4 separate regions of the Mus musculus genome follow, and all the other regions are linked to region 1. Evidence: chromatin loops called from intact Hi-C (ENCODE). Cell type or tissue: heart. All regions are shown on one strand.

What was found. A loop is a pair of places that touch in the nucleus more often than their neighbours do. Peaks named below come from ENCODE experiments on the same cell type or tissue, not always from the same donor. Only the 100,000 strongest peaks of a DNase experiment are listed, where the experiment ranks them.
Region 2: a loop joins it to region 1, with 4 times the contacts of the local background. A loop is called at or near these places in 6 of 42 quality-filtered maps.
Region 3: it touches region 1 in a loop (2.3-fold over the local background); 6 of 42 quality-filtered maps call a loop at or near these places.
Region 4: a loop joins it to region 1, with 9 times the contacts of the local background. A loop is called at or near these places in 14 of 42 quality-filtered maps.

What each region holds. Positions count from the first base shown.
Region 1 is chr5:64,286,567-64,291,566 of GRCm38, reverse strand. The region is part of intron 14 of Tbc1d1 (TBC1 domain family, member 1); the gene reads right to left. Among named protein-coding and RNA genes, the nearest start is that of Gm38634, 32 kb to the right of the region's middle. In heart, a CTCF peak has its summit at 2,130 (motif pointing left); DNase peaks (open chromatin) are centred at 1,456, 2,146 and 3,336; H3K27ac peaks cover 783 bases.
Region 2 is chr5:64,341,951-64,346,950 of GRCm38, reverse strand. Tbc1d1 (TBC1 domain family, member 1) reads right to left here. Exons shown (of 22, transcript NM_001310611.1): 21 at 1,526-1,699. Among named protein-coding and RNA genes, the nearest start is that of Gm43837, 34 kb to the left of the region's middle. In heart, a CTCF peak has its summit at 2,429; DNase peaks (open chromatin) are centred at 1,330 and 2,500; H3K27ac peaks cover 3,240 bases.
Region 3 is chr5:64,958,182-64,963,181 of GRCm38, reverse strand. It overlaps Tlr6 (toll-like receptor 6), which reads left to right and starts at 3,134. Exons shown (of 2, transcript NM_001359180.2): 1 at 3,134-3,159. In heart, a CTCF peak has its summit at 3,056; DNase peaks (open chromatin) are centred at 2,211 and 3,081.
Region 4 is chr5:64,863,938-64,868,937 of GRCm38, reverse strand. No RefSeq gene overlaps it. Among named protein-coding and RNA genes, the nearest start is that of Gm31889, 13 kb to the left of the region's middle. In heart, a CTCF peak has its summit at 2,113 (motif pointing right); DNase peaks (open chromatin) are centred at 2,107, 3,487 and 4,067; H3K27ac peaks cover 1,785 bases.

The sequences.
Region 1 (5,000 bases):
TTCCCTATACTCTCCCCCCGCCCTGCTCCCCTACCCACCCACTCCCACTTCTTGGCCCTGGCATTCCCCTGTACTGGGGCATATAAAGTTTGCAAGACCAAGGGGCCTCTCTTCCCAATGATGGCCGACTAGGCCATCTTCTGCTACATATGCAGCTAGAGACATGAGCTCTGGGGGTACTAGTTAGTTCATATTGTTGTTCCACCTATAGGGTTGCAGACCCTTTCAGCTCCTTGGGTACTTTCTCTAGCTCCTCCATCGGGGGTCCTGTGTTCCATCCTATAGCTGACTAATGATCATCCACAAAACCCCTTTTCCATCAATGCTCAGAACAGCACTATTCTTAATAGCCAAGAGGTGGAAACAACTCACATTGTCTACTGACTGGGAGACATTAAACAGAATGTAACATGTCCACAGGTCGGAGCATTAGTTTCCATCAGAGAATAAGGCACTGACATGACACAAGACTTAGAGAACATCATGAGAAGTGGGAGGAGCCAGCAGAGGGACCACAAATTCTGTGGATGCATTTACAGGAAGTGTCCAGGATAAGCAAATCTGCAGAGACATGGTAGATTAGTGGCTGCCTGTCAGCTAGGGGTGGGGACAATGGACTGAGAAGTGATGGTTAGAAAATTCTTTATCTAGTGATTTAAGGATTTTTAACTTGTACTACAGTAATTACTATAGTAATAGCTGCTCAGTACTCTGACTGCATCTCTAAAAATAGTAATACTGAACTGTGGGCTTTAAATGGGTGATTTGTACAGTATACAAAATATATCTCAATAGAGTTGCTTTGTAAGTAAAAATAAACTGTGTTTTCCAAGGAAAGAATCCCTTCCCAGAGCTCATGCTGCCCTCCCCTTCGGGGCCATCCCTGTACCTAGGGACGCTAGAGGGTGTAGAGCTTCGGGGCCAGCAGGCTGGTGCAGTAGGAACTGTCAGCAGACATTCACGGGAGGGAAAGCTGGGGGTACAGAACAGTACCTACAGGACATGGAGCCTCTGTGCTGGTCATACTCAGACCAGACTGCACTAAGTCCACAGATTTGATTCCCCTGAAAACACTGTAAACTTCTTGCCATTGTCTTATTTAAACTCAACAGCTTATTGAAACCTTGAATGGTAACAAATTAAGCTAGAGAAGAAAATCACATCTGTAATTCCAGTACTCACAGGATTGGGAGTTCAAGGACAGCCTTAGCTACACAAAGTTCAAGACCAGTATGAACTATGTGAGACCCTGTCCTCGCCACAAAATTTAAAATGAGAATGACAAATCAAAACGTCCACTTTGGACTTTGTCCTGGGGGCATGCTCTGAGCAGTCACTTGACCCTAAGGAGGAAGTCCCTGGCAGCTGGATGCTGCAATCAAGTCCTGGTCACCTGACTCCCAGGACCCCCAGCTCCCACACTGCAGTATAGAAGCCTCAGCTCTACTCCTCGAGCCTTGCTAGCAAGCAGAAGTGGTCGAACTTGCTGTCTGAATTCCAGAGGTGCATCAGGAAAAGCTGACAGGGCTGCCTTAGCAGTGTTAACAAGTGCAGGCAGGAGCAGCCAGCCAAGGCCAGTCACAGTGGCTTCTAGGATGATATGCCAAAGACAACACATACAAAAACAAACACAAAACAGAAGAAAAAACAAAACAAAACCAAAAAACCAAAAACTTCACATGAACAATCAAATCCTTGGTTTGAAAACTCCATCTCAAGACAGATCTTTATTCACCACCGAAAAGCAAAGTTAAATAAAACTGAAGGAAAACCAATCTTGCCAGGGGAGGTGGCACATGCCTGGAACTCCAGTATCTGTGAGGCTAGGGCACAGGCTGCCAAGTAGCACTACAGAGCCAGACCCATCTCAAAGAGGAGAAATTAAAAATAATCACATCTGTCAACTGGACACTACCTGCTTCTGCCGTTGCCATAAAACCCTGAAGAAAGGGAGACTAGTCCCATAAAGTCCTACAGAACCCACAACTCCCTATTCAAATAAGTTACAAGTGGGCAGAAGGACAACTATCTTAACTCAAACACAACAGTACTGGGGAAGAAAGCAAGCTCTTTCTTGGGGATGGGAGAGCAGAGCCACCAAGACCAGGGAGAAACACTGCCACCAAGTGGTGACAGGCTCTCCAGTCACCCGAGGTTGCCTGGTCTTGATGTGGCAGCAATCCCAGTTTTGGAGAACTCACATGAGTCTGGCCTGTGAGAGGACAGCCTGGGTACTTAAGAATCTCCCCAGAAGACCAGGGATAAAGTCCATATGGTTGAGTACTTGCCCCGCAGGCATGCAGCCCTTAGTCCAACCTCCGCACTAAACAACACACAACACAAAAGCCAGAAAGACAAGCTACCAGCACCAAAAACCACCACCACCAAAAATCAGGCACGGGGGCACACCTGTGGCACCCCGGCACTCAGAAGTGGAGGGAGATTCGAGAGTTCAAGGGCAGCATCAGCTATACAGTGAGCTCAGGGGCAGCCTGGCTGACCCAGTCTCAACAATGAAGTCCCCGTGCCCAGTGAAAGACAAGCACTCCTGATCAAGAGAAAATGCAGAGATGGAGACGGCGTTTGCATTATTTCACTTATGTTAGCCATTAAAATCTCCCCGAGGTAAATCAATTTTTGAAAACAAATCAGCCACTAAGTGCTTCCCACCTTTTGCACAGTAACACAGAAGTCACACCGAAGATCCCTTACGCGCTTTAGTCTGGCCTTAAACGTTTACTTCTTGGTTCATGTGCTATCTAACCTAAAGTTCTTCAGGGTTTAGGCCGACCCAGCTGTACTCATAAGCCAAAACAAAACAAAACAAAACTCTCAGCCTTGGCTTTACTGGACTATATACTCACATAAAGGGCTTCAAGTCAATAAATCACTCTTATTTATGCCAAAAAGAGTTTCCTTCCCCTTTTCAAAACATGTCAAAATCTGAAGGCATCTATTGTTGGTAAAATGCACACTGTGATATGAAATACTTAAATGAAAAGAACTAAATGAAGGCTAAAACTGTTCCCTGGCACAAACAGAACAAAAAGATTCTCTCTGTTCCAAGTGGAGAGCTGCCTAAAAATTATTTCATAATGACAAAGAGTTCTCCTTCATATGGTACGCTGAGAAAAGAAACTAAAGGGCACGCAGCACAGACTAGCTAGTTAAGAGCTGGTTTCCAGCATCCTCTGCTGTCCTGACAATGAGGAGAGAGCCCTCGACAAGGAAAGCAGACTTGTGTAGACAGTGCATCTCTGGAACACAGCACTGGGCAAAGCCTGCCTGCAGAGGATGCCAGTAGACCGCTGCTTTCCCAGGTCCATGTTTACCCGCTTACTCGGTATCACTGTTCTCCAGTGCACCCTGCTTTCTTACACACGCATCCTTCTCATAAAAGGTCACTGGCAGCTCAGTGGTGAGCACTGGCCCAGCAGGCCCTGTCTTCGTTCCTGCCACCACAAAGAAAACAAGAAATTCATTGAGAACCGAGATTATTGGAGGCTCTTGGACCTTGGAGAGCCCTGAGTGTAGACTGCAGAGGCCCAGAGACTAGCTAGGCCTGGAAGACTCATATCATACCCACTGTGGCTGCTTTACTCTATGCCCTAACTACTCAAAATGGGCTATTCACAGCAGTATCAGTGGGAAAGAAAGCCTTTCAGAGACAGAGCTTGGGATGCAACTGGTCCCACCTCAACAATCCACCTTTCAACAAGATCACCAAAGGACCCCAATCTCATGAAAGCTAGTGAAATCCACAGACAAAACCACTTAAGAGACAAGTGTGTGCATAACTTTGCCCAGGGACAAGTGTACTGCCACCCACTTGTCTGTGGTAGGGACAACAGTGAGGCTCTGAAGACCAGAGACTTAATTCGAAGGTGGAGCATCGCTGTCCTCTACTCAGAGAAAGCAGTGTGTCTGCGTGCCCTCCGCCTAGCCCTCGGATGAGCACACTCCGCCTGCCACAGCTTCACTCTGATTTACTAGCACCTCTGCCATACCACCCGGGACAGAGTGAATCTTTACCAAGTATGGTCCTTCCAAGTGCTCAGTGCTGAGAGCCCTCACCCAGAGAGCCAGTGGCTTCCCTGGGTTTCAGAGACAACAATGGTAAGCAGCCACTACTGTGTGGGAGTACCAGTAAGCCCTGGGCTTCATATTTCAGCCACCAAGCAGCTTTTAGCATCTCCCTTCACAGTCTCTGTTTGCTTCGCTGTGGAAACACTTGTCTCGTCACAGCTGGATAGAACTTGGTTTCCTATTTATACAACTTTGCTTCCACGTGGTGAGTGCGGCATTTCATTTAACCATCTGAGATGTACCAACCCTTTGTAGGCTCAGGAGCAGTGCTAGCCCTCTCAGACTTTGCTAATTTAAACTTGTCAGTCTCACAAAACTTCAACTAGTCACTGCTGAACTCAGAAGGGGAGGGGGCCCGCCGGAGCACAGCTCAGTGGTAGAGTAGCTGCCTGACACGCGCAAGGACCTGGGTTCTATCCATAGCACGGGTGGGAGGCAGACACATTGAAGATGTTTCCTTAGCTTTATTAGACAGTGCATTTGTAAGTACAGTGTAACCCCTCCTTAGATAGGTTTCTTCAACACTATCTCACTGTTCACCCTCTAGTTCCCCTTGGTTTTATGAATTTTGTCCTTAGAAACTAATCCTCCCCACAGGATTTGGCTCAGACATAAAAATCAGAACCCCTAGTTCACAGACCACACCGCTGCTCTTGCAGTAGTATCACTACTGAACAGCAAACACATGCTTTTAAAACGACTGCAGGCTTGTGTTAGGAGCAAGGAAGGCTGAGAGCTGTCTCTGCCTTGTTCTCTTACTTAAGGAAGCAGTAAGGCTTCCTCTCAGGGTAGCTCATAGTTGGCCTCCTGGAGTGTGGAGCATAAACACAGAATGGACAATCATGGAGCGGCTGAGCTTGTACAAGGAACCACCGGAGTTGTTTACTACCCACACTTCATGACTTTCTTTCTTA
Region 2 (5,000 bases), 55 kb before region 1:
CAAAGGGAGAAAATACATATGGGATACATACTTACAGAGAGAATCATGAGGAAACCACCTCTGCATTAGCACAGAGCCTAACCACACGCCACAATCCCTTGCCCATGTTTTCGGGAAGGGCAATGTGCTACTCAGCTTGTGCCCAGCACAGCACAGGCTCAGTACCTACAGTGGGCTAGCAACCCTGGATAAGACTCTCCTAGAAGTGTAGGAGCCCTGGCTCCAGAGAGCATGAGTGACCTTCAGTATGCCGGCTTCTCAGCAGTGACTCACAGCCCCCTCAGACAGAAGCAGTGTGTGACTGCTTTCAAACCTCCAACTACGGACCCAGGATTAGCCTAACCCAGGAACCTGTGTGTACTTCTGCTCATACAAAGCTGCGGCTTCACAAAGCAAAGCGGAACTCTGTGGGACATGCTCACCTCAAGGTCTAGGTCAGGGTCTACTGCACAGTATGCCCTTGTGGGACAGAGCAGGCTCTCTGTCCCCTTTAACTTCCCTTCAGGTGACAGCTGAGACTTCTAGGGAAGAGTGTAGCAGCATATTTTTAGTAAGGACAGACTAAATAGTGGGACTTCAGATGTTCCTGGCAGTTAGGATGAGCAAGGGAAGCATTTTGATTTCGCACGCTCCTGTGGTTGAGGACTGCTGAGAGAAGGGCATCTGGGGGTGTGTGGGGGGGGAGCAGAGTACTCAAATGCCCACCTTTCTCACTTTATGGACAAACTCAGCAAGTGGCGGCTTTCTATGGGGAAAGATCAGAACCAGATATGGATGGAGAACATTTCTATGGAGCCAAGAGCCTCCATTAATAACCTATTTTAAAAGTGTCACTCTAATAATTTCTGAACACGGACACATTCTCTCATTTATACTATCAAACAAGGAGAATTCATGGTTACTTAGTGCCAATGGACTGACAGAGAAGCCACGCCCTGCAGTGACTTTTGCACACCTATCAGGGTCATTCCCTCTCCCTTCTGCATGGACTATTTATAGTGCTGGTCTTGTGTCCTTACCTGCATTCACCCACTTAAGATGGGGGCGGGGTGTACAGGAGAACTATGCCGCTTAATAAACCTTCGCATCCGAATCAGACTTATAAATAAGCATCAACTGTTCTGATTTAGTTCGTTAGATAGATTTCTAAGTTACTTCCTTCCTTCAGTATCTCTCCAAGGACCTGGCCTGTTTCCCCCCCAGGCAACAAAAGCTTAAGACTCTCTCATCATTATTCAAAGCACAATTGTTGGCAGTCAGCATCTGGGGCCAAGCTGGTCTCCTGCAAAGCTTAGTGTAGAAAGAGCCTCTCAGAAAGCTCCTGGACTGTCTGACCGTGGCAAGGACACTGTCTGCTCTGCAATAAAAGGGCTGATTCTCCTGGGACACCTCTGATCGCAACTACAAAGAGCGCGGGGTGGGAAAGGTCCTGCGGTCCTGGGAAAGCCCGGGCTGCTGGTGCCTTTGGTGAGTTAATGAGCGACTACACAGAGGCTCGGGAAGCCGCTCGGCAAATATGCTCTACCTGCAACTGCTCCAGGAGGTCAAGGTTCTGTTTGCGCAAGCTGCTGTTGGTTTTCTCCAATTTCTCCATTCTTTGGTTGTCACTGAGAGGCGAGGACTCAATAAGCTCCTCCTGGAGCACGTGGTACTCGACCTCATAGGCCTGGAGCTGCTTGGCGATGTCCATCTCAAACACCTGTTGGGTAGAGAAGCCACCAGGCTGAGTCACTGAGACAGGCCTCCCACGGGCACAGGTACCTGTGCTCACGCGCACGCGTGGAAGCACACGGAGAGGAGAAAACTCAGCTCTGACAAGGTCAATGGTTTTACACGGTGAGGACAACAAACACCTAGAGGTAATTGCAAAGGAAAAGAATAAATATAGGTTCTAACACGCTTCTACAAGGCCAAAAAGATTTAAAAAACAAAAAAACTTTTCAAGGCCTAGAGAGACAGCTCAGCAGTTAAAAGCACTGGCTGCCCTTCTCGAAGATTCAGGTATAATTCTCAGCACCCACTGGTGGCTCCTAGCTGTAACTCCAGTTCCCAGGGGAGCTGACACCCTCTTCTGGCCTTCATAGGCACCAGGCACTCAGGGGCACAGACAAGACTTTCAAAACTGTAGTTCTTAGCGGCTTTCCCTGCAAATGCTATGAAATACGCTGACTATAGGTTAAATGTGACAAAGGACTCATGTTCTGTTTGCAAGGTCACCACATTTAGTTACAATTCAGCTGGGTTTTTAAGAATTGTAAGAATGACAAAGTAATGGGACTGTTTATAGAAAAAGTCCTCTTGACCCAGATCTGCAGAAATGAGCCAATCCCAACTGTCACTCACACATGGATGAGCAGAGCCGGCTCTCTTCCTTTAACAGCAACAGTGACAACAGAGCCACACTTGTGAAACAAGCCCAAAGTGCAGACGCCACCCAGGGGGCAGTGTCTGCACTTTCTCCTGAGGAGGAAGAGCGACAGGGCTGGAGTGGGCCCAGTGTGAGTCAGCAGACTGCTGCTCACTGCAATGCCCTCTCTCCAATAAGGTAAGCCTGCAGGCTGAAGTCACCCAGCAGAGGCCTATAACAGGTACTTTCCTGATACTGCTGTGACAAAATGGTCAATGAAAGTAACAAAGAACAAAGGGTTTATTTTGGCCCAGTTCATGAGGTGGAGAGCCTGGGCGTCTGGAGCCTGAGGTGGCAGGAGACAGAGGAGTCTGGAGCCTGAGGTGTCTGGAGCCTGATGTGGCAGGAGCCTGAGGTGGCAGGAGACAGGGGTGTCTGGAGCCTGAGGTGGCAGGAGGCTAAGGTGTCTGGAGCCTGAGGTGGCAGGAGACAGGGGTGTCTGGAGTCTGAGGTGACAGGAGACAGGAGTGTCTGGAGGCTGAGGTGTCTGGAGCCTGAGGTATCTGGAGCCTGAGGTGGCAGAAGCCTGAGATGGCTGGGTACAATACACGCACAGCCAGGAAGCCTAGAGCCAAGTGTAGCAGCTCAGTTCACTGTCTCCTTTCTCCTCCCGGGAGCTGTCTCTCCTGGGATGGCACTGTCCGAATTTAGGGTAAGTTTTCTCACTTTAATTAGCCTAATCTGGAAACTGTCTTAGACCAGTCCTAAGGTGATTCTATCTTGGCAAGCTGACAGTCGAAAGCAACCATCACAACTCTCAAGGTGGTCTGGCAGTCTAGAACACTCTTCTGAGAATGGAGTTGCGGCTTCTGAAGGACAGAAGCTGTACTCTACTGCATTTCCTAACTAATGCAGCCAACACCCTTCCTAGCTGTGGGACGCCAGCTTTCCCCTAGGGTCCCCTACAGGGTTCCCTTCCCTATGAGCACTGAAGCTGTCCTACAAAGCCCTGCCACATTCCTGCCATTCCCAGTTGTCTTAAAAAAAAAAATTCAGCTTCCTAGTTTTCAGGTTAACTCCATGATTAATACTAAGTAGATTCAAAAGTTAGTCTATGCAAATACTAAGTCCCGTGCTGTCACGTCTACCTGATTTCTTTTTGTTCCTGAGAGGCTCAGTGGGCACCATTAGCATTTCCCATCCCTGGTGACAGCTCAGGCTGGGAGTCAGCTTTGCCCCTGAGGATCTGAGGGACTCAGTCTCTCTGGGCCTCAGTTCCTGGCCTCCCACACAGGGCGTAACACCTACCTCCCCGCACTGAGCTGGGGGTGAAGGGATACAGTTCACAGAGGTTCCGGTGCATGCCTGGAAAGCCTCCATCTTAGCTGGACCTTCTGGAACTGAACCTCGTATCTCAGCAGAACTGCAATGGATATGCACTGTGGGGTTCCCACTGCCATGAAAGTGCTCCTGTGTAATTCTGAGGATGGAAAACTCACTGAATGTAAAGATCATTTCCTCTCCTGGGAAACTTGGCACCAAAGTCTCTGGCCTTTTCTACAGAGTTAGGACGACATGTTAAGCTAAGCTGAACCACAGGCTGTGCCCTTCTGCGCCTTCATGAGTTCTTAATAAATATCTTGGGTTCTCACTGTCTCAGTGTAATTGTTCTGTGCCCCAGGAATGGTCCAAACCCACAGCAGACTGTCTGGTGGGGCAAGAGCCCTATTCCTTGAGTAGGGCTTCCCTTGGCCAAGGGACTGAAGAATAAAGGGATGGCAATCAGGACCTTGTTCTTACCTACTTACAGATCACAAGTGACTGACTGATGCAGAAAGGCCTAAGATTAAAGTCTGACTCCACAGTGGTACCTCAGAAAAGCACGATCCATGAACTAAAGACCAAATGTTAGACACTGGGGGGCTGATAGGAAGGGGTTCACTTGTAGAAGCCCAGCTTCTCTCCCTCTGAGCTGTCTAAAACCCAGGCCCTGAGCAGCGTCACTCCACAGCCCACAAGGAGCAGCCCTTGTCTTCTTTAGTCTGGCTCCATATCAGATCCCACCTCAAACCTTCCACTCCTTCCTGCCTCTCCATTTCTCCACACTTTTCAGAAAACTGTGTTGCCAGAGTTTTGGTGTTGAAAAGAGCATTTTCTTCTGCTTGTCAAAGTAGGAATTATTCACTTCCTTATGCTCAGTTTTTGTCAGAAAGACATCCCGTCAGCTTTATTACTGAAGCAATAAAGCCCCAGGCAGGAAGCGTGGAGGGCAAAACCCCCAGTACAGCTTCCGTCGTCTTTACACTGCCTTTCCTCGTCACTGTTCTACGCGTACTTCCCTAGCTGTAACACAACTAACACCAAATATCCTATCCCACCTACCGTTTTTCTCATAATCTTATGTTCTAAGGGCTTTCTTGTGTGGCACCATGTCCCGGTAACTATCAGTACAAATGGCTTCACGATTCCCCACCAGCATACCGAAAACATATCAGACCACTCAATAACGTTTGCCATCTTGAAGTTTCCAATTTTTTGATATTACAAGCATGACTCTTCAGAGAACTTCCTTACACATAGGCTTTCCCTGTGCTTGGGGCCAGCTCCTAAGGATGCATCCCGATAGTTGGGACTATGGCATCAGAAGGGTCTG
Region 3 (5,000 bases), 670 kb before region 1:
TTCAACTACCAAAACCTGAATTAGTGAAGGGCTGGTGCTCAACTTAGTGAACCAAACACCAAACCTGAAACATCAGGCAGAATGGTTGAGATCAGTTGGTGATTGATTTCAAGGACTGGTTTCAAATGCTGGAAGGAAAGACAGAGATGGGGAAATCAGAAAGTCAAGGGCAGATGCCTCCAGGGTCCTATAAGGATGCAGCTAGGAGCCAGACACCAGGCTAGTATGCAGGTCTCAGTGCCTAGATCCTCCTATGACACCAAGAGTCATGAGAAGAGCTTCAAAAATGGTGTCAACATCTGGCTCCTCTGAGCCTTTTTTAACAATTTGGGAGCACGGGAAGTGTTGGTAAGCTCCTGTTTCTAACATTCTGACTCATACTTGGTATCTCTGAGTGTCCTGTTCTTTGTCTATCTCAGGAGTGTGCACTGAGTAGTGTCTGTATCTTCCCACAGGCAGTGAGGATGCTTCGCCGTGTGCTTTCTCGTGTTAGACCCATTTCTAGCCCCGCCCCCAATCCATCCGATTATATTCTTGGCTTAATTTGTGCCCGCCCTTTGGGTTTCTCAGTCACATTTTTATTGATGTGTGGAAAACCTGACATAGTTTGGATACCATTACATGGTTGTACGCACTACAAATACCATTTTAATTCAGTCCGTGGTTTGTCTTCCCCACAAATTCAACAGCAAATGTTAGCTTTAATATCAGTACTTAATAATGTTTTCCTTCTGTCTGAACTGCGACAGGATATTAACTGGCTTTAGGCTATATTATCTTATTTATCCCACTGTGACATTTAAAAAAAATTAAAGTAGCATAACACATAAAATCGGATAGGGTGGCGCATGCTTGCAATGTCAACACCGGGGAGCCGAGGCAGGACGATATGAGACCCACTTGTAAGATGCTATCTCATAAAATATGAAACATCATATATGGTATTTTTTAAAGGACAAAGGGGGATAACATGGTGAATGGGACTCTCTCTTAGTTATGCTGGAAGACAAGAGTTCTGAAGAAAAGCATTGTATGTGTTCCAGTATATGCATGTGATAATGCTACTAGTCTCCTGTGGCCGATATAGGAAATTTCCTTTAGCCACGTGGCTTAAAACAACAGCAATGTGTTCCTCTTATGGCTCTAGAAATCAGACAGTTGGAAGTGAAGGCAGGGTGGTGCTCCCTCTGCCTTCTGGCCGCAGGCATCCATCGGCTTCTGACTCTGAACCTGAGTTCCGGCTTCTGAGTCAAATGGCTACCTCTCGGTGTCTCCTTATGTGAGACTTGGGACCTGGCACACTGTGATGCTGAGCACAGTCTTGGGACGGCCTGCCCCTGACCAGTCCATTTCTTAGCTACTCCTGAACCAGTGTGAGGTGGGGGTAGAACACTTATCTCCCAGCACCTTTATGAGTGTTGGTAAGTACTTGTAAAATGCCCAGAGTAAAGCTGGCAGGAAGACGAGCCCTGTATATGCGTGCTAGGCCATAGTTCTGCTTCCTGATTTGCTTCATGTGATCTCAATGCTCTATGATCTTTCTACTTTCCCATGTGAAAACATGGCTTTCACAGAATCCAAATCTCCTACTCTTGTGGCTTCTTTTTTTGTCAGTTATCATTCCAGCTGCTTGGTATTCATTATCATCCCTCGAAAAAAAATCACAACTCTGACTGTTCTGTAGATGAAAAAATAATCTCAGTGAGGTTACACAACTTGCCCAAAGCTACACAGTTGGCTAAGCGAGGCACTCAGCCCAATGTGTTCTCTTTTCTGCTCATTTTCCTGTCATGTGGTCCCTTCCATGTGAGTTGCATGAATTAGGTTGGCTCTACCCTTCCCCTTAGAGTTGTGACAGCTTCAACAGGAGTAGCACTTGCATCCCCAAAGGTCATCATTACTGTGCAATACAACCGAGATGTGAGTCATGTGACCGCTCTTCAATGCTAGGCGCACGTATGTGTGTGCCTGTATGCGTGCGTGCGTGCTTGCTCAAGCTTGTGTGTATACCTCTGAATCATGTGGTTTCTTAAGAAGCAGGCCCAGTGTTGCCTGCCATCCCTTGCATCTCATTGGCTCCTCTCCCCTCTGCCTAGGTCTCCAGTCGGGTCTGGATATCTCCACTCATTCGCTCCCTCCACACACTAGTTGCCAGCTTTGCCCCATCACTCCTTGCTGAGCCTCCCCAGTTCGGAGAAGACTTCCTCTTATGTTTGCTGAGTGACTATGAGCAGTAAGATGTTCTTCTTCGTTTCCTCCCGAAAGCAGAAGTGATTTCCAGCTTATCATTGGCCAACGTACAGTCTTGGTAGTTTTTTGTTTTTGTTTTTTTGTTCAAAGACGAGATGATGGTAGCCAGAGAGATCAATTAGGAGACGATCATCTAGTTAATCGAGTGAGAAGCCGGGATACAGGGACACCTGCTCAAAGTGTCTGCCCTTCATCCTCTTTGCCTTTCAGCCTTGACTAAACGTGTTTCTCAAATTCTAAACAGTCTTTAGAAAACCAAGTTCTAAGCTGCTGTGGAAGAAGACCAGCATCGCTTGCTCTTCCCGAATTAAGAACTGAAGCTCCCAGTAGTAGTGAATGTTGACAAACTGTCGAGGCTGGCTAAATGTGTATTGACACTGAAACTTCTCTTGAAAACCGGCTTTCCAAAAAGCACGCCATGAGCTTTAAGCTTATTTTGTTTTTAAAGTATCTCTGTCAGTCCCAAGGTGCTGAAACCTTGCTCGAATGACAGTGGTGATTTTGTAGGGGAAATATGAAGGATTGTCACAGCACAGAACTGAATCTCCTAACTTCTATCCTGGTGGCAATTTAAAATTCAGTCTGAAATAAAACAAAACAAACAACAAACAACAAAACTAAACAAAAATAAAAACCAAAAAGCAGACAAAACATACCTTAAATAAATACTCGTAGTAACACCAAAATGTTCATAATCTGCTTGTTTATATGAATCTAAAGATTGAAGCAAAGATTTATAGACGGCAGCTCAGAGCCCCTCTGCTTTGGAAGGGTTTTATACACGGGGTAATTCCAACGAGTACCAAGAGATGACGCCAAACCACTCCTAAGTACCGTGGTTCCCAGGCTTAGGACTAGGGTTGGTCAAGCAACTTATTTTTTCAGAGAAATTCGGAGAAGGAAGTCTTGGTAAGTAAGAAGGCTTTTCTGGATTTTTCAAATTACTGCGTTGATATTTCAATCGAGAAAGAAAATGGTACCGTCAGTGCTGGAAATAGGTAACCTTTCTTTGAAATTTTTACAAAACGATTTTGTGGCGGTGTTTTAAAGCGTGGCTGTCGTTTGGACTACCTAAGAATTTTCTGTGACTTTCGGGTAGACAGACAACAGCTGGCATTTCAGCGGTAGCCAAGGAAGTGAGTCGACTTCTGTGACTTTTCCTGTCCCGTTGGTTTGGGCTGTTTTCTCCTTTCACGAAGTTTTGTAGTCTTTTGTGGTCGTGACAGCACACTGGGCTGTGTGTATAAAAACAGTGTTCTGTTTCCTCATCACGTGGTACTATAATCTTTTATTAGTCTGTACCTCTCACTAATTTATGAGCGTTTTGGAGGAAGGATTTAATTCTGTCCCTCCTATGTGAATTCGTTTCCGCTGCGCTAGTTTTTGCCGTGCCCTTTGTCCACAGAAGAATCTGAAGAAACATTTGGTGGAAGTGACTGAGATCAAGATTCCCAAACTCTTTGTAACTTTGAATCCAGCCGGAAGCTGGCACTTGGCCTTCAAACCCAAAGTTTGACAGAGCCAGGTTTCTCTTGTGCTTGTGTTGACTTGATTACAACCCTCCCCCCCACCCCCCTTTTCTCATAGCTTTAGTTTTTACGGCGCTCCCTCCATCCGCCACCACTTTTGGTTTTGTGGTTGACTATTCTTTTCTCTTTCACTTTCTGTTTGATGTATTAAGCAAATTCTTATTGTCTCCTCATACTTCCTTTAAAATAAATAAATAAACCTTCCCCTTTGTCCCACCCATGCTACCTACGAATTCATTAAAGTCTGGGGCTGTTTGCCAGAATGTGCACCCTAGGAACATCTCGAGGTTCTGAGCATCTTCCAGGACGCGCATATCCATGTGGGGGACATGGCAGCTGAATGAATGACAGTCCCTTGAACATAGACACGTAAGCTGCCCTCGGGGGGTGGGGGAGGGGGATTTGTAGGAGGGGACCTCATCCGTGAATGTCCATTCTCTGCCACCTTGTTGAAGAGGTTGGGCCCTCTTTATGTGTGTATTTATATCATAAATAATACAAGCATGCTTGCATATAAAACTTTTTGGCGGGGTATATTTTAAGAGAGCTTTAATTGATTAGTTCTTTGAGAATTTTGAACACTGTGTTTTTCTTCGCCCCTTCCTAACTCTTAACCACCCACCCACCTGAGTGTCCCCCCAACCCACCCCCGTCCAATCCCATCAAATCCAACTTGTGCTATCCATGTACTCTTGGCTATGTTGCCTTATATTGGACTGAGTTAGGCTTACCAAGGGCTCCTCTTCTCCCGGCAACCCTCAACTGCCTCAGCACGGAGTGGAACATTATGCCCGCCTCCACACTCCAAGCTGAAATTCTGTTAGAGACAACTTTTCCCATTAATTAATTAATTAATTAATTCGCTCATTCATTTACATTACATCCCAATATCAGCTCCCTCTCCTATCAGTGCCCCCTCATGCAGCTCCTCTTCCAACTTCCCCCCTCCTCCTCCTCTGAGATGGGGGACTCCCCCCATATCACTTCACCCTGGCACATCAAATAAAGACGGCTTTTTACAAGATTGTAAGAGATAATAGCCTGAGACCCCAGAAGATGTTAAAAGTTTTGAAATTTTAGAAATACTTGAAACTGTAAAAAAGAAAATTAAATTAAGCCCTGATCCTGACATCACTGCTATTTGCATTAGGCATAATTTTTTCACATTCTTCCCCCACGGGTTTTGAGATGCTCTAATCTGTATTCTTACAAATTAGAGTC
Region 4 (5,000 bases), 580 kb before region 1:
AGTGCCAGTCAGCTTTGTGTTACTATAGCAACTGTCTGTGATGGCTACTTGTGAAAAGGTGCATTTGACTCCTTGCTTCTGAGGTTCTGCTCTACAGTCAGCTGAGTTTGGGCCTATAGTGAGGCAGTACATTGTGGTGGGAACCCACAACAGAGTAAAAGTTCTTACCTGATGGTAAGGTAGACAAGGGAAAAGATGGGCAAACTCCCAGTGACCTGAAAACTCCCACTAGGTCCTACTTCTTAAAGTCTCTATCCCTTCCCAATAATCCCACAAGTTGAAGATAAAGCCTTTAACTCACTGAGTCCTGGGGGCAGCCATATTCAATCCACAGCAATGAAGTTAGACTTTTAAAAATCAACTCTGGGTGGCTTCCACAGTGATTTTCCACCTGACTGACCTCTGAGATTTTTGTCAGCCATGAGTCTCCTTCAGCAGTACTGCCAAAGCCTCCTCCTTCTTGACTCAGAACACTAGCCCATGTTCTTGGGCCACTCCAGGATGCTAATTGCGCTCTCTCTCTCTCTCTCTCTCTCTCTCTCTCTCTCTCTCTCTCTCTCTCTCTTCAATTAGGGAGAGCATCCCAGTCCCTGGCTGTGATGGTGAGTGTTCATTGTCCTGCTGACAGCATCTGGAATCACCTGGGACAGGAGACCCTGGGCGTGCCTAGGAAGGCTTATCTTGATTAATGTAATAATCAATTGATTGGTTGATTAAGAAGGCCCATCTTCTAACTGCAGACAAGACAATTCCCAGGTAGGGGATTTTGAACTGCATACATGGACTGGAGCAGCAGCCTGTTTGGTCCCTCTGCTTTCCTGATCTATGTATGTGATGTGAGCTTCTTTCTTGACTTCAATGGAACCCTTCAACAGTGAGCAGAAATAAGCCCCTATTCTCTCAATTTCTCTTGTCTCACAGTAGCAGCAAAGCAACTAAGAGGCAGACTCACAGTTCTTCCCTTCTTTCCTTCATCCGCCCATCTGTTCATCTATCCCTTCATTCAAGCCCATCTGTCTGTCTGTCCATCCATCCCTCCATACAGTCAATACTTATCACATGCCCATTGTGTCAGGCACTGAGCTAAGATCTGGGCAGACAGAAACAGAAACAAAAGGCTTCTCCCCACTCTCTCACCCAGCGAGTGTAAGTGGAGAGGCTAGCTAGTGCTCTGGTGGGCATGTGGGGAGAGTTCCGGCTTAAGGAATGTCAGAGATGGCTCATTGCAGGCTTAGAAAAGGCCTGGCACAAGTTGTATGTCTGCGTGAAATTTTTCCACGCAAAATGCTCAAAAGCTGTTCCTGCCACACCATCGCCATGGCAAAATCTACCTTCTAGGCTTACCTGCCTGCTGCACTGTTTGGACACAGTGTCACCAGCCTGTCTAAAGCCTGCTCTGCTATCTGGGGAAGACCTGAACCCTGATCTGTTTTTCTTTGCTAGCAAGAGCGTGAGTGACTTCCTTCATCCCTTTCAAATGATGGTAAGGCTCCGTGATCCGAGCCAAAGCAGGAGTGCTTCACAGCTGAGTCACTGGACGTTGGTTGATGGACGATATTACTTGTGTGCTCTGTTATCTCTGCTGGAGCCCTCTCAGCGGCGCCTCCCTATTGATGACTCCTAAATCGTTAGAATTCCTCGTGGCCATGAGAGTGACCCTTGGGGGTTCAGACAGGGGAAGAAAGATTTCTTTTAGATGTCATTAGTCAAAAAAAAAAAAAATGTGATGATGCCATTCATAAAAGCAACCACCAGAGCATGCATGGGTAGCACACTCCTCTCTCTGGGTGGAGTACTCCACTTAGTATTGATGCAGCCCTTCCTCTAGTGTCCGGGACAGTCTTTCATTTACATCTTGCAGGTGTTCTGAGAGATAGGCTCTAACTTCCATCCCAGTCTTTCAAATAAGGATGGTAAAAGACAGATTCAATAACCCAAAGTCACAAGGAGCCAGGATTTGATGTCCCAGCCTGGCTCACAATGTCCCAGCTTTTTCCTCACTAAGCTTCACTACCATAACCAAGGACAGGAAGAGGAGCCATGGAGAAGAGGAGGGAGGACCTTAAAGCCCAGCTCTTGCTAGAGTCCTTGTTTTTTCCTGGGTCTCCAGCAGAGGGCACCCATGACTTAAATTATGTGGGTTCCCACTTGGAAAAAAAAAAAAACCCGGATCCTAAACCTTCCTTTGTCCATTAGTCTTGAAATATTTCTAGCGTACTAACTGAAGGAAAGATCCATGGGAACAAGTAAGTTGATGTTTCAGAATATTTCTTGGAGGACTTGAAAAGGGGGCATTTAACCAAGAGCCTAACAAATGAGGCTTATTCCCAGACACTACACTAGGAAAGCCTGCTCCCCATTGACTTGCAAACGCTTGACGGTATGGAGCAAAGCCCTGTGTTTAGTAGGGTTTGGGGCATTCAGCCTTCCACACCTGTGTGTTAGGGAGTTTTCTTTCTAGGGGTATTTGTCACATCCTTTGCAGGAAATTACCTCAGAGGGACAATCCTGGAAGGCCACACTGGAGGTCAGATACAGAACTCCCCCTTGCATAGAGTCTCTGTGAGGGGAATCTCTGCATTTCTTTACCCTTTCGGTACACACAGTTAACAATGAGTGTGATCTGTTTTTATTTTATGTTCACTGGTGTTTTGCCTGCATGTACATCTGTGTAAGAGTGCCAGATCTCCTAAAGCTGGAGTTGCAGCTATAAGCTACCACATGGGTGTCAGGAATTGAACCAGAGTCCTCCGGAAGAACAGCCAGTGCTCTTAACCAGTGAGTCATCTCTCTAGCTCCCTCTTTTTCGGTGTTCAAGACAGGGTTAGTCTTTGTGGTCCTGGACCTCTGTACTAAGCTGACCTGAACTCAGAAATCAGACTGCCTCTGCCTCCCAAGGACTAGGATTAAAGCCGTGCGCCACTCGAGAGCTTTTAGGGCAAATGGGCCAAGTTTTTTTTCTGGTTGTAAGAAAGTCCCGCCAACCTTCTGCACATGACCCAGCTACTCTGAGGAGACCTGATAATTTTGGGGGATCCTCAGCAGTCTGTCTGCTATAGTGTACTTGTATCCTATGAAGCCCATGTACGAAAGTCACAAGGTGATATAAGGTACTGAGGTCCTGAACGGGTGGGGCCGTGGTGTCCCGCCTCTTCTTGCTGGAACAATCACAGCATGAACCATCCCCATGACCACAGGTGGGCAGATACCAGATCTGTTAGTGCCTCGGTCTTGAACTTCCAAATTCCCAAACTCTCAACAACATATTTCTGTTGTTTGTAAAGGGTCTAAGTTTGCGACATTTTATTGCAGCAGTCAAAATAGACAAAGACACCCCCAAAGTGACTCCTTTTCTGTGCATCCTGTGACATAAGAAAGTGGACTCAGTGTTAACTCACAGGCTGCCCTGGTGGCAGCCTCCAGCCAGGGGCTAGGTTCAGAACTTAGTTCTTCCTCTTGTGGGCTCATCAGCAGCCCCTGAGCAGCCTGCTTACTGGCTCTGGACCACAGCTTCCTCACTAGCGAAATGAAAACAGTGAGCTTCGCCCTCAGCATGATCCACAAATAAGGTAAGGATCTGAGGCTTAGTGGGGGACGCAGGGCAAGCACTCTGTATGCCTCAGCGGCTGCATCTGTGCAAATCAGGGCTCCATGGAAAGGAACTTTGTCATCTCTCATTGCCGAGGTCTTCACTGATGTCCCAGCAATTTCTTCTACTCTGGGTGACACGACCAAACTTCAGTCTTCCCCAGGGAGCATGACACCCCTCCCTCTATCTTTCCCAAATGCAAACTCCCCCCACTTCTGGGTGGTGTAGAAATTCTGCTCACTGGAGTCAGGTGCCTAGGCACTTGTCCCTCAGAACCGACCAGCTTGGAGGTCAGCTGAAGTTCAGGAGGGCCTCTGTTCTAGTCACTGTTTATAGATCTGCCAGAGTTTGTAAGTCAAAGGCCCATTTGGGGCCTCCAGAGCCAAGGCCAAGAGGGCAAGCACACAATGCAGCCCTTCTTTGGAGGCCTTGTTTACCTTCCGGGAGCAGGCAGGGTGTGGCAAGAACTTCTGGGTGGCGAGAATTACAGGGTGTGGTGAGAATGTTGGGTGTGGCTGCCCAGGCCAGGCCTTGAAGAAAGCTGCCAAGCAACAAGGCAGGGGACCCAGTGGCCCAGGTCTGACTGACTGTGGGGAAGTGGCTGGTGGTGTCTGCTGAGGCCTGGCTCTGCGGTAGAGTAACTAATGCCCTGACTCCCTCACTTGCCAAACACAATAATAGGGTAACAGACCAAGAAGGTACTTCACTCAGCATGGCCCTCCATAGCTTTCCTGTCATGTTAAAAAGTAAGCCCCAGGGGGCTTCGTGAGAGTCTTGGTGCCCACATTAACTATTTTTTTTTAAAGATTTATTTATTTTATTTATATGGGTACACTGTTGCTGTCTTCAGACAGAACCAGAAGAGGGCATCAGATCCCATTACAGACGGTTGTGAGCCACCATGTGGTTGCTGGGAATTGAACTCAGGACCTCTGGAAAGAGCAGTCAGTGCTCTTTACCACTGAGCCAGCCCCCCCTCCCCCGCCTCCCCCCCCCCCTATTCATTTTGGGACCTTGGTGAAATGGCTGGAGATTCTAATGTGACATGTAGCATTTCTTCCATCCAAGCTTTGGACTGAGCCTGGATCCATCTAGGATCAAGTGACCAGAGACCTTCAACCATCCATGAGAATGTTATTTTGGAGACTGTAGAAGCTCTGGTAGGGTTTTGGGGAGAGATGAGTCTGACCTGGGAGCCAGGAAGCCACTCTCTATCCTCTAACTAACTCACTGGATGAGATATCCACCCGGAATAAGATCCAAGGGAGAGACAGAAATCCACTCCATAGTTTTATTGTAAAGACCACCGGCCATATATCCAGATGATGTTCCAACTGGTAATAAGAACACATGCTCCACTATGTTTATAGCAGCCTTATTTATAATAGCCAGAAGCTGGAAAGAACCCAGA